Linked DNA regions of Homo sapiens: region 2 is linked to region 1. A link is a contact called in ENCODE Hi-C or POLR2A ChIA-PET data. All regions are on one chromosome and are shown on one strand. The core of a region is the stretch at or near the end of the contact, and the rest is flanking DNA. Distances in the headings are between cores, read along the strand shown. Region 1 overlaps ADAMTSL1 (ADAMTS like 1). Region 2 overlaps ADAMTSL1 (ADAMTS like 1).

Evidence for each region. Hi-C counts contacts between places; a loop is a spot of excess contacts on that map. ChIA-PET counts read pairs that join two places held with the same protein, here RNA polymerase II (POLR2A). Pooled maps may share reads with other maps.
Region 2: a map of heart left ventricle shows a loop between it and region 1 (2.1-fold over the local background). The contact joins two enhancer-like sites. A Hi-C loop is called at or near these places in 4 of 168 maps with a recorded cell type or tissue (GM23248, IMR-90, endothelial cell of hepatic sinusoid and 1 more) and 1 of 50 pooled maps. POLR2A ChIA-PET finds 5 or more read pairs at or near these places in 3 of 52 experiments (AG04449, AG04450 and K562).

Annotation. Positions count from the first base shown.
Region 1 is chr9:18,629,982-18,636,878 of GRCh38, reverse strand. It overlaps ADAMTSL1 (ADAMTS like 1), which reads right to left. Exons shown (of 29, transcript NM_001040272.6): 6 at 862-936. Among named protein-coding and RNA genes, the nearest start is that of MIR3152, 60 kb to the right of the region's middle. Within about 2 kb of position 3,783, at least 6 of the 41 ENCODE cell types and tissues checked have a DNase peak (open chromatin) inside an H3K27ac peak, as active enhancers do.
Region 2 is chr9:18,680,399-18,687,295 of GRCh38, reverse strand. It overlaps ADAMTSL1 (ADAMTS like 1), which reads right to left. Exons shown (of 29, transcript NM_001040272.6): 11 at 6,780-6,897; 12 at 5,337-5,484; 13 at 2,496-2,580. The region is part of intron 1 of LOC102724102 (a long non-coding RNA gene); the gene reads left to right. Among named protein-coding and RNA genes, the nearest start is that of MIR3152, 110 kb to the right of the region's middle. Within about 2 kb of position 2,540, at least 4 of the 41 ENCODE cell types and tissues checked have a DNase peak (open chromatin) inside an H3K27ac peak, as active enhancers do.

The DNA of each region.
Region 1 (6,897 bases), core at 2,534-5,033:
GAAACCCAGGAACAATCACAGTGGAGGAAATCAGAAATGCTCAAGGAACCAACTGAAGTGAAGCCTTTCAGTGAAACTGAATTTTACAGAAAATGCTACCATATCCCCTCCCATCCTCTTCTTTGTTTATAGCCTATAATTTTCTTCTTGTAATTTACAGGTCTGTATCTAAACAACACTAAATAATAAGAAATAGGTGGCTCTGTACTGCTGCCTTGGCATGATTGAAGATCAATTTTTGCACAAACCCTGGAGGAGCCATGCTGCCATTTGATCTTTGGGGTTATGATTACCATTCAATCCTGAATCCCAGTAGCTATCTTTAAGATATGAGGTCCCTGAATTTTCTTTAAAACATGGGATGCTTAATTACACCATGATGGTTTTCTTTAAATTCTACAGTGTTAAGGTTGTTTGGTGTTTCTATGTTCCTCTGGATTGATGGAAGTAATGAAACATGAAAGTAGGTAGAAAAAGAGAATAAAGGAAGAAAAGAGAAGTGGGTTAGAAGAAAGAAGAAAAAAGGAGAGGCAAGGCAAAAAAAGATTGAGATTGGAAAGGAAGAAGAAAGAGAATGAGATATAACACTCGCAAGAGCATAAACATGTGCTTAACCCATGAACAACCCATTGGGAGCATCTATTTTGTATTTTTCAGGATGACTGTGGTTAAAGATAATTACTACAGGGGTTTCTGCCATCTCATCAGGCAGCTAAAAGATAAACAGAGGTACTCAAAATATCATATTATGATAGAGTAGAAAGATTTGTATTCTTGTGTTTTAATCTTTTCTGGGAAGACAAAATAAATAATAATGACTACAATTCCCAATTCCCAAAGGAAAACAATGGAGTTACTTACATAAGTGATCAGGACCTTTTAAGACAAGGCGAATATGTCTACTTCCATAGGGAATTGCAACCACAGTATCATCCGCTAGAGAGAAACAAAGCAAAATCTTAAAAGCATGTCACTTGACACAAAATTATTGATTGCCTTCTAAATAAAGGCACTGACTTCCATACCTTAAAAACTACAGTTTTTTTAAGTGTTTGAAATGTGAAGGCCAATATTTAGAAATCAACATTTTCACTTTGCTCAAAATAAAATATGCCAAAGATGCTAGTCACTAGTTAACTCCTAGAGGATTTGGCCTTTTAAAAAATAGGAATTTTGATATACTGAAAAATTGGTTTGCAAGTTTTCATTTTCGATTTTAAAATCTGGTCTTATATGATCAAAAACACTTGGGCTGAATTAAAACATAAAAATACATTATAATGTTTAAAGGATGAATTTATTACATCAAAATCTGGACTTCTCTCCAGCAGAGTATCTTGGATGAGTAGAACAGGTAAGAGAAGTGGAAGATATATTGGTATGCGCTGAACACCCCAGGGGCAGAAATCATGCCTTCTAGTTCTTAAATATCCTTCACAATATCTATTCCTAATACTATATGTAGTGAGCACCCCATAAGTGTTTCTTAACATTTCTCTACACTATACTCTATTTTAAAATTTTTTTTTAGAAATTGACTGAACCACAGATCACTTTATAATAGATTTCTTTTCACTCTATTTATAAATTGAGCTTAAATTCATTAGACACAGACATTTTTAAAAATTAGAGCTATATTACATGCATCTCAAATACCATCACAGGCATTCTTATTCAGAACTCCATTTGTAATGACAGTATCTTATATTTTTATGGTACTGCAGAGGTTAAATTTCACCTAAATTATACTATTTACTCCCTCACCCAAAACTTCTGACATTGGCACAGAGGATTTTCTGATGAACAAATGAAATTTCTGGGAAGTACAATGCATAGTCCAAGATCAAATGGATAGAAAGGCACTTCAGAAGACAAGAGAAAGGCAGGTTTTAAAATATTTACCAGCATATTCAGAAGCCCTGTGTGATTCTTTGTTCATACTTATCTTTTTTATTTAATATATATATATTAAATATATATTTACATACATATTTATATATATAAATATATATATATATATTTACATATTCTTTTTTTTTTTTTGAGGAATCTCGCTCTGTCACCCAGGCTGGAGTGCAGTGGTGTGATCTTGGCTCAACTGCAACCTCTGTTTCCTGGGTTCAAGCAATTCTTCTGCCTCAGCCTCCCAAGTAGCTGGGATTATAGGCGCCCACCATCACGCCTGACTAATTTTTGTATTTTTAGTTGAGATGGGGTTTCACTATATTGGCCAGACTGGTCTCGAACTCCTGACCTCATGATCCGCTCACCTCAGCCTCCCAAAGTGCTGGGATTACAGGCGTGAGCCACTGCACTCAGCCCTTATTATTATTTTGAGATAGGGTCTCGCTATCACAGTGTGATCACAGCTCACTGCAGCCTTAGCTTCCCGGGCTCAAGAGATCCTCCTACTTCAGCACCCCAAGTAGCTGGGACTGCAGGTGCACACCACTACGCCCAGATGGTTTTTGTAATTTTGTAGAGATGTGGTTTTGCCATGTTGCCCACGCTTGTCTTGAACTCCTGAACTGAAGAGATCCACCTGCCTCGGCCTCCCAAAGTGCTGGGATTGCATGGGTAAGCCACTGCACCTGGCCTGTTCAGACATATTTTTTTTTAACAGTGTACATAATTATCCTATCATTGGAAGGATTTAGGTTAAATAAGATAATCCCAATTGTTACTCAATTTCTCTGAACCTTAATATTATCATCCTATCTTTAGGAGAATTTAGTTTAAATTAGTGAATCTCAGAAGTTACCTGACTTCTCTGATCTTCAGTTTCCTCATTTGTAAAACAGGGAAAACAAAACTTGCCTTATACTATTGTCGTGACTAGATATAAATATAGACATGAATCTAGATATAGGGATGTATAGCCTGGAACACAGTAAGTATTCTGTAAACATTATTTTCCTCTCTCTACCCCAAATCTCTTAAAGGACAGGGATTGAAAAACTATTTTTTTTTTAAATAGTGTTTCAACTCTCCAAGGCCCCTAGCACATTATCTGTTGAATGAGAAAAAAGAATCATATGCTCCCAATTCCTTCCCTGGAGAGGTTACATTATCGAGTTCTCTACAAAGTTGAATATTCCACTCATGACAAAATCTTATAGCTGTTTTTAATGTCATACATTGTTGAATTTCAGAGAGCTAAGAATTTGTGGTATATAAGAACAACAACAGAAAAAAGTGTAAGGGGAATATAGAAAAGGAACCAAAAAAAAAAAAAAAAAAGTTAAGATTAGGCCTACAGAGCTTCTTTGGTTTGTTTGTTTTTTGAGATGGAGTCTCACTTTGTTACCCAGGCTAGAGTGCAGTAGCATGATTGTGATCTTGACTCACTGCAACCTCCGCCCCCTGGGTTCAAGTGATTCTCCTGCCTCAGCCTCAAGTAGCTGGGATTACAGACTTCTGCCACTGCAGCCCGGCTAATTTTTGTATTTTTAGTAGAGACGGGGTTTCACCATCTTGGCCAGGCAGGTCTTGAACTCCTGACCTTGTGATCCACCCACCTCGGCCTCCCAAAATGCTGGGATTACTGGAGTGAGCCACCACACCCGGCCGAGACTGGGCCTACAGAGCTTTAAACGCCTTGCATAAAGACATGACTTTTTAAGTTTGCAAAAGAAACTCAAAGCAGTTAAAACAATGGGACTTTCTAGAAATAGAAAGTCTTTGTTTACCCACAGTTCAAATAAAGTGCAAGTAAAAGGAAAGCTTTCTGTTTGGCCCTGCCATGCTCAGCAGCAGTCTTCTGACCCACACACAGCTCATGCAGCCTCCCTCTTGCTCTGCTGGGAAGTGACTCACATTCCATAAACTGGAACATTAATACCCTAGCTCTTGGCTGATGCTGTAATATCTGTATGTTCCCTAAAGAAGACAGGGTGTGGTAACATTAGCATGCACCCCCAAAAAAGAGAGGAGAAGAACCTCCTAGAAAGTTGTTGAGGAAGAGGGTATATGGAGAAAGTAGACCAGGTGAAATAGTATTTCCTGATGCCCCTTGCACTCACCTAGTCAAAGAGAAATGAAGCAAGTCAGGCTGGTACAAACTCTAGCAGTTGGCAGCACATGGCACAGAAGTAGGAAGAGCCACAGCCTTCTCTTATATATTATTCTGAAAAGGGCTGATGGACCCCTGGCCAGACATTAAACGATCTGCAAATTCATTACTTTATTCCACAAGTATTTTTTGAGTGTCTTTTAGTGTCAGGCTCCATGCTAGGTACTAGGGATTCAGTGACAAAGAAGATAAACAAAGCACTAGCCCCACGAGATGGTCCTGAAAAAGGGATCTAAGATAAAATATGGGGGAAATACAAAATACTACACCCCACAGATGAAATTCCCAAAGCATATTCATTCATTTTTTTAGGAGCACTGCACCAAAGAAACCCATTTCACTCTATTTAACCCCGTGTATACCTAAGATGTTTATCCATAAAAACTTTTTCTTATGTGTCATCTGTTAAAATCAGCTGATATATCTTAGGACATACTTTAAGGAACAGTACTCTTAATTTAACAAAAAACAAAATAGGGAAAACAATTAAAAATTTCATTTTCTGCATGTTCATAAAAAGCCACTTTTGAGTTGTTTATGTATTAATAATTGTCTCACTTTCTGATAAATCCTCAATGATTTGGGATGGATTGGAAGATGCTTCTACTTGGCATCTATTACAATATTGTGCACAGAGTGGTGTTTAAGATCTCTTAGGATGTGAGAGCAATCTGGTGGCAACACCTGCCTCCTTGGTGATTAATGCCATTAGTATAGCTGGCGAGGCAGGGGCCACATCCTCTCCCACCGTGCTGCACATTCCTCTGGGTGCCCTTTCCTACAAAGGCACACTGTTTTACGATTGAGTGCATCTGCCCTAATCTATTCTGGCTTTGTTGACTGAACCATGATGCCAGTCTTCAGGACATATTTCTAGCTTATTAATCAACAATTCTAAATGATCTGCTTCAGATACCAGATAACCCATTTCTCCATTCAATGAACAAAATTTCCATGGGAATCATAAATTCTGTCATTTCACAGATATGGGTTGCAAATGTCTTTTCTCAAGAAAATTCTTCCCAAGGACTGTACCTAAAAGTATTCTTTAAAAAATATCTATCTATATGTATATCACACAACTTTCTATATAGAATATTTTATATTCATTTTAAAATCTTGTCATATGTGGATGTTCTGCGTGATTCACAGCTGTGTCAGAGAAAGGTGATGAGGATAATATTTTGAAAGACAGAATTTCCTATTCTGATATCTGAGTTTATCTTATTTTTAGATCCGTTGATGAGTTCATGTTTTTAAAGACTCTTCCCTCTATGCCTATGGAGCTGACACTTTATTTTATTTTATTTTTAAAAATGAGAGAGTCATTTTAAAATACAATTGACTATGTATAAAAATAGTCTGCCAATCTTGAGGAGGTTTAAATGGTATGTTTTACATCTTCGTGACGGTTTTATTACTCTTAAAATATATCCAACAAAATAAGAAGTTGAGCATCTGAGGCTTTCAATTTTCTCCCTGGTTTATCTGTAATTGCACAATAGAAGATATATACTGGACAGGCCAAACAAGATGCCCTCCTCATTCCCATCTGGAGAACTTCATCCTTCCATTTGCCTAGGCCAGAAAACTTGGAGCCATCCTCTACTTCATCTTTATATGTAATCAGTTAAAAAGTTCTGTTGTCAAAATACCCTATTTCATTGATTCCAAGAGGGACAACTTTTCATGCTTTAACATATATGAAATCAGAATACATCTCACAATCAGTAGTATCTTATATTCCCTCTCACTCAGGCGATAATCCTGACATAGATACCGTTGCCTACACAGGTGCTAACATCAAAACAGCCAGTATCAAACTCACAAAATGAGTGTCAGCCGCTTGGGAGAAAATTATAAGACAATATTGGAACACATTCAACCTCTAGGAACCAAATGGCTGTGGAGGTTGTAGGGAGATGAGGAATCAGAATTACAGGTGCTTAACTGCATTGTCGTAGAAGGAGTCAAAAGTTGGCTAGCTCTATGTAATTGCAGAGCTGAATTGAAAGCCCAGCACCAAGACTTCTGCTTCTGACAAAGATGAACTAACAGGAACCAGATTTAATATTCTGTCTAAAACAATCAAAAAGTCAGATGAAACCATGGTTTTTAAGATATTGGACATCAGGCAAAAAAGGGCAGCAATTCTGTATACTCAGGAAACACATCAGATAAGGCCCAACATTGCCCCAGCTTACTGCCTTGATAGAGTTCCTAGGCTACAGCTTTGGAAGTATGAAGACCTGTAGAGCTCAGTAGATTCCCTGAATTGAGTAGACAAAGCCAAGAGTCCAAGGAGACAAAAACAGTTAGAATTTCTGGGACAAAGTAACAGAAAGGAGAGAGCTATACAGAAGGACAACTCTGGACACCCAAGAGGGTTTCCTTAAAGTAGCCAGCAGCATACTAATCAATACATAAGTGTGAGGAAATTACCCGGCCTGGGGAAAGAACTACACAAAAGAATTATAGAGAAGAGTACACGGTGCTCATACAGGGCTGAGAATAGTATCTTATCCCATCAGCCAAAGTGACAAACTTTGTAAGTCATGGAACATTAAGTAGTCTACTCAGAAAGGTCCCGCCTCAGTAAAAGGGTACAATTAGCTCTAGACCAAACATGGCTTTGGTCCTGTCTACCACATTTTAAGACCCCAAAGGTTCAAACTGATTTCAGTAACTTAACTGCTCCCAGAACACAGCTCAAGGATATTTATAGAAATACAAAAATATCTAGTACCCAAGAAAGTAAAATTTGTAATGTCTGGCATCAAGTCAAAAAATAATGAGGCACGCAAAGAAACAAACAAACAAAAAAA
Region 2 (6,897 bases), core at 1,291-3,790, 52 kb before region 1:
ATGGAATTAAGGCCATGCAACATTATGTTTTTTAAATTCAAAATCAATATAGATAAAAAAAAGTGACACTTAGGACGTTTCTTAGGGTGCAGTGCACTAAACACATAAAGTGTATTAAAATGTAGAAACCATATACCTTTCATTACATTATTCTACAGCTGTCATTTATTTTATTTTGGTATAAAAGTAATTATTATTCTGAGCACAATAGTATACATTTCCCTTACCCTGCACCAGCACTCCAATTACAATCTACTCCAATTCAGATTAATCATGCCAAGATGGCAATTTCATTACACTAAGAGTAAATTTTAATAGTTTAATATATGGCTATACTTTCAATGGCTAAAACTTTTTTAACTACTTTAAAGATTTTATTAAGATTAAAGTTAAACGTAATGCATCTTAATCGGATCTTTAGTAGAAAATATTCATGACAAAATATGGTTGACGATGGTCTATGTAATGCTTCTGTGGATGCATTAAACTCCACTGATAGCTTTCATCTGAAAGGCATCTAATAATGGGAAGATGCTTATCGATGTAAGATGTTTCCATTTACTTTCAATTTTGTATTATTATTTACCATCAGCCAGAACGCAAGATTATACATAGGATTACGCTTTAGTCCAAGTGACAAAATACAGTGTACAAGGGGAAAAGAGTTTATTTAGGTAAAATAAAACATAACTGGTTTCAAATAGATTTAACCCAATAGGATATAAAAGGAGTCACCAGCTCTAATTACATAGCATCTTTCTGTGTCTTAAATAGGACCTTACTGGATTAAGAAGTTATTAATGCCCCCCTAAAAAGAACTGCTTATTTACTCCTCAGCAACAAAAAGGCCTGTCAAATCAGGTACTGGCAGAGGAGAAGCAAAAAATTGTAAGCCTTTATATTTTCATTCCAAGGTTACACTGTGATCTTTAATCACTCCCTTTCCTCCAAAGTTCTGCAGTGGTTAGTTGCTTTTTCTCAAAGAAGTCAAAAAGTTTGCTGTAGTAACTTTACAGTACAGAAATAATTTATGTTTGCTTAATTATCCTTCTAAGTAAAAATATGTGTTTTCCCGGGCCAGGCGCTGTGGCTCACGCCTGCAATCCCAGTACTTTGGGAGGCTGAGGCAGGCGGATTGCTTGAGGTCAGGAGTTTGAGACCAGCCTGGGAAACATGGAGAACCCCAGTCTCTGCAAAAAAAATTAAAAACATAGCCTGGTGTGGTGGCCTGCACCTGTAGTCCCAGCTACTCGGTAGGCTGAGGTGAGAGAATTCATTGAGCCTGGCAGGTGAAAGCTGCAGTGAGTTATGACCGTGCCACTACATCCATGCCCGGGTGACAGAGTGAGACCCTATCTCAAAAAAAAAAAATAGGGAAAAAAAGTGTTTTCTAATGTGTGCATCCTTTTGGTGTATGTGAAATCAAATGACAGAATATAGTTTCTTTACAAGTGACCTTTGGTTATGGTACAAATCTATATTTTGGATTTCTTGTGCACTCAGGAACACAGTTGTGTTCTGGCAAACCACATCAGATTTAGATTCAAACAGAATGAATCTGAGAAAATTCTAAATTGCATTTAAATAGGTTGCAACGTTAATTTATATCTCCAGTAAAATTTGGAAATCATTTTATATCCTACATGCTCCACTATTAACTCTTGGAGGGTGGATGAGTTATCTTAAGTGCCAGTGAATAGCACAGAGCTTAGAACTTACATTAAATGAATTAATTTAGAAAATTTTTCAACCTGAGAAATTTCTTGGGTCATAGATGAAATTTTTCAATCAATTGTATCCCCTCGTTTGTAAAAGTGATGTAGCAGCTATGCCTATCAGTGTTTTCTAATGAAATCAATACATAAACTTATCAATCATCCACTTAATCTACTTTTGTCTCTCCTATTTGTTTCCTCTTCTGAAGACACTGGCAAATCTGGGCCTCACGGTTTTACAGATTCCATGGACTTGATAAAATTGAGTAGACATGGGACATAATCAAGTGGGGCAAATAAGCAGGTCCATCCCTGATACCAATCCCAGGAAGAAAGGGAAAAGAAAAGTTAATGAACTTCCTTTGCCCTCAGGTATACTTTACTTGCTCTTTAATTTTTGTGACTGTATTGCAAAACTGGGAGAGTGTGAAAAGCAGCTCAGACTTTGGCATCAAATCTATGTTATATCATCAGCTGCAGCCTGGGCCTTCTCACCTTTGGCCCCTTGCGCAGAGAAGAGAGGAGGTCAGATTTTGGAGAAGAGGGTAAGCACTACACCTTCATTTTCTTACTTTAGGCAAAACAGAAGTATTTACAATGCAATCATCAGCTTTGACAAACACTTTTTGAAACTAATCAATCTTTAATTTGAGAGCCAAAAAGCTTTGGTGAGATGATTACACTTAGTTCAGAACCCATGAAAGCTACAACCAGTGAGACACTGCTTTCTTTAAACAAAACAGTTTCAAATATAGAACAGTCTGTGCTTTTACAACTTACGAGGGCTCCTCTGACACAGCAGCTCCTTCTTCTAGCTCTTGAGCTTGTTTGAACCATGGCAACTTGGCCTCGACTGGAAGTTTCTCTGAGAATTCAGTGCATGCACATACAAAAGAAGAGGTTAGAACCAATCTGGGATTTTAGGAAAATTCCTTATTCTCCTCACCAAGAAGTTACTACGTTGACCAACACGAATAAGTTTTTGGGTAAATTGCTGCCTCTGATGATGGTTATATCTAGAAAAATAAAGTCGAATTTTAAAATGTTTAATAATACTAGTTTGTGTGCAAGCTTTCTCTTTATTATGATGAATAGCAAAGGAAAGTCATTTTATTATGAAAGTTGTAAGTGTAGGAGCACTAGCTCAATATGCATATAAAGAATCATCGAAGTATCTTTTTACCATTCCCTCTTGAAAAGATAGAGCAGCATTTACCTTGGAAAACAAAGTACAGTCAATTATATTGTGATATTTTCATAAATTCTAACTTTTTTTTTTTTGCCTTTTAGCTAAGTGTGATCTATGTCACATTGCCAAAAACAAACTCTTTCACTCTGAAATTCACAAAACATTGATTTAGATATCTGACTCATTCAGTACTACCCCAAGGCTCACTGACAATTGGAATATGTGCAAATGAGGGTTCATAACACATAATTTGACTTATTTCACCTATTTATCTAGCTTTGGCCAAACAATTCAAAACAAACTTCCTAGTTACTTCCTGGGAAAAAAATTGTGGAGGAGAAAAATGAAGAGGGATGTTCTAACGGCTCTTACAGAAGTAACTGCCAAGATTCCCATTCTAGCATATTTATTAGGGTCATTTATGGGGATATTTGCCTTTATAGTATGAGCCAATGATGCTCTATCACCATTTTATAACATACAATTGCAAAGATGAAAGAAATATGTCTATACATATATGCACCATAGAATTATATGGTATTTTAATGATGTTTAGAGAGCCAGGCTCACTCCTTGGTTGTGAAAATCCAGACTTGATTCTTGATAGTTAACTGCAAACTGCTTTTCTTTCTCTGAAGTGGCTTGGTAAAGATAAAGCTAATAAACAATTGACTATTTTAAGTTAGGGGCATCACTTCTTGTTCTCTATGCACAGCAATTATTTATAGTCAAAAAACAAAGCAAGTGAGAAATATAAAACTGCCAAAGCCAAAATGATTTGCTAACATTTTAAACACAGCAACACCGTACCTATACATACATCATTTTACAACTACTCCAACTATCCCAGTAAATGACTCAGTCGGCTGGGCGTGGAGGCTCACGCCTGTAATCCTAGCACTTTGGGAGGCCGAGGCGATTACCTGAGCTCAGGAGTTCGAGACCAGCCTGGGCAACAAGGTGAAACCCCGTCTCTACCAAAAAAAAAAAATACAAAAAATTAGCTGGGCACGGCAGCATGCGCCTGTAATCCCAGTTACTCCGGAGGCTGAAGTAGGAGAATCGCCTCAGCCTGGGAGGCAGAGGTTGCAGTGAGCCGAGATCACGCCACTGAACTCCAGCCTGGGCAACAGAGTGAGACTCCGTCTCAAAAAAAAAAAACAAAAAAAACCTCAGTAAATGAAGCTGTCTCTGGTGGCATAGTTAGCTCTCTGTCTTTCAATAAGGAAGCATTCAGTTTGGCACTCATAGTAAGCTTGTAATACTTTATTGCTGTTTTGAACTAAATCCTGTCAGACGCACCTGTGGCAACCTCCTCCCATAGTTGAGGGCACTGACGATAGTCAGGAGTTAAAAGTAACTTACTGTATGTAGAAGTTACTATATTGCAGGCACTAGGTTAACCACCCTGTTTATGTTATATCTCATTTAACCTACGCATGATCTCTGATTTAGATACTATTATTACACCCATTTTACAGAGGAGGAAACCAAGGCTTCGAGAGAGATGCATTTATTAAAGTTAATCAGGATTTCTGTTTTTTTTTGTTTCCTTTTATATCATTAATTTAGATTTTATGATGCCATTCAGTTGCAATTAGGGCCACCTATAGTATAATAAAGAGCTACACTGTGACTGATTTTTCAGAGAAATTTAATGGCTTAAAAAATAAAGAAATGGGAGCCATATTTAATATTAAAAATTAAAGGGGGTTTAAAGAGTTCTTTACTTCTGAATGGTTTGTGACTTTGAATTTTTCTTTTCCATTGACACAGACAAGTAACAATACTTGTACAGAAATCAAATTCATATTCTTGCTAATCTGAGATATCCAGTGTAATTATAAGTCTGGCTCACTAAATGCTTAGTTCTACACTTTCCTAAAATTTCTTTTTTATAAATTATTGCAATATCTTTTAAATTCTGATATATTTTAAATTATGGTTCTGGAATTCAGTCTCATATTAATGTTTTAATTTTCAATATAAAAAGTGACAGTTTTCTGTTTCATCAGTTTGAAGTATGAGACTTCCCAATGTACTTCAGCCTTAGCAAAATAGACATACTTGGATTCACTCCCTTGTTTTTAAAGGCAAGAAATGTGGATAGTAAATCAAACATATATTTCTAGAATATCTGGTCTCCCTTTAAGCAGGTACATCCGTATTCTTCAGCAATAGTCCTCAAACAACTTTATGACTTGGGAGATAATTATATAAATATATTTCTACATGTAGTGGTTAATGAAATTTTGCAATCAAAATCACTTGAAAGATTCTTTAAGATAATCAAATTCCTTTAGTAGAGTTTAAGTTATAAAGAATTCTTACTAAGAATACTTGGGATACTTAAAAATATTCCAAGGAGTTTAAAACACACCTGACTACACACAACAATTAACAGGCTGGTAATAGAGCACCTGTCAAGTTACCTTTGGGTTTATAGCAGGGAGTGGGTACGATGCATTCCTCTTTTATGTGGGGCTTTGTTTTTGGGCTACAGCCTCCTGTGTGCATTCCTCGATGGTCGATGCAGAGGACCACACGGTATCTGAGGCCCTGGCCACATGTCACTGTGCACTGGAAAGAGATTGCAAGAGAGAGGAGACTCGTAGGCAAAGCCTTGTTTACTTTTCTTCACTTCCCATCGAAAACTTTTAATCTAAGTTTTCTTTTTCCCCGCCCCCCCCCCCCACACGAGGACTCCTGGTAAATTTATACCACTTCTTACCAGTCAAGGGATCTTTGTTCTATTTGGCTATTTGAGGTGAAGCTCGCTGAAAATTAAATCACTTTCAATTCCATAGCTTTGGATTAATCAGTCAGCAATCTTTAAGTACCCACTGTGTGCAAAGTCTCAAACCAAGCACCAAAAAGAAGAAAGGAGAAAAGAGACTGTAGAGTGTGCTTAATTTTGACTACCAGCACTGTATTTTATTTAGTTACTTTGCTAATGACCGCTACTTCCAAAAATATGGGAAATACCCCTACATGGATATCAAAAAATTTAAACTACGATTATAGCTAAATTATATTGCAGCATTGTTAATCCAATTGATTACATTGAAAGGCAAAAATAACATTTAAAAAAACAGATTGAATGACCAGATGCCCAATGTAGATTGCACCTCTAATGGTTCCCCATGTCTGGTAGCATGTCTAGATGTAGAAAATGTCACAGCTCTGATCTGCTGCCATGAAGCCACAGGGCTCAGTGAAGAGTCTTTTGTCATTTCTGAGGCGGAGGGCACAATGGCTTATTTCATCTTTCTGTTTCCTTTACGATTTTCCTTTCTGCATTAGCAGTCAGGAAACCCTGAATGACATTTTATGTTTAATTACAGCAGGTTTCCTAACATCTATAAGTTTTTTGTTTTAATTATCTTACTTCGTTCCAATTTTAATTTTTGTGCTATTTTCATTTCCTCTTCCCCCTTCTCCAATGATTAATATACATAGTTTTAATATTAATCCACTTAGACCCTTTCGGATACAAAGCATAATACATACAAAATGAAATCAAACTTCTGGTCTACTGAGCTCTATCATCAAAGCAGCTTTTACAGATTCGGGATCATTCATTCAGCCTCAATTACCCTTGAAAGGCAGTTGCTTCCCCGTGCTATTTGAGGGAACATTATCTGGGGAACAATAGAGGCTTCTTGAAGAAACTTGAAGAAAGACACTTTAAAAAAACATCATTTACTTTTGGTCATGCTGGATTTGGGGCATTCCTACTCCAGGAGCTAAGCTGGTAGGCTTCTAGACACCTCAAGAAGAGTGTGGAGCTGCTCAGGGTACCCGGTGGGGCCATGATGATGAGAGGGAAGAGTGGACTTACTCTCCTAATGAACAAAGAAAGAAGGCACAGTTACCGGAGACCACTCCTGTGCCAGCCATTTAGGGCAGTCAAAAATGTTGCAGGGCTGCGCGATGGGCATCTTAGGGGTGTACATGCATTTCCACTCTTCCACTGAAGTGACATGCCCCTGG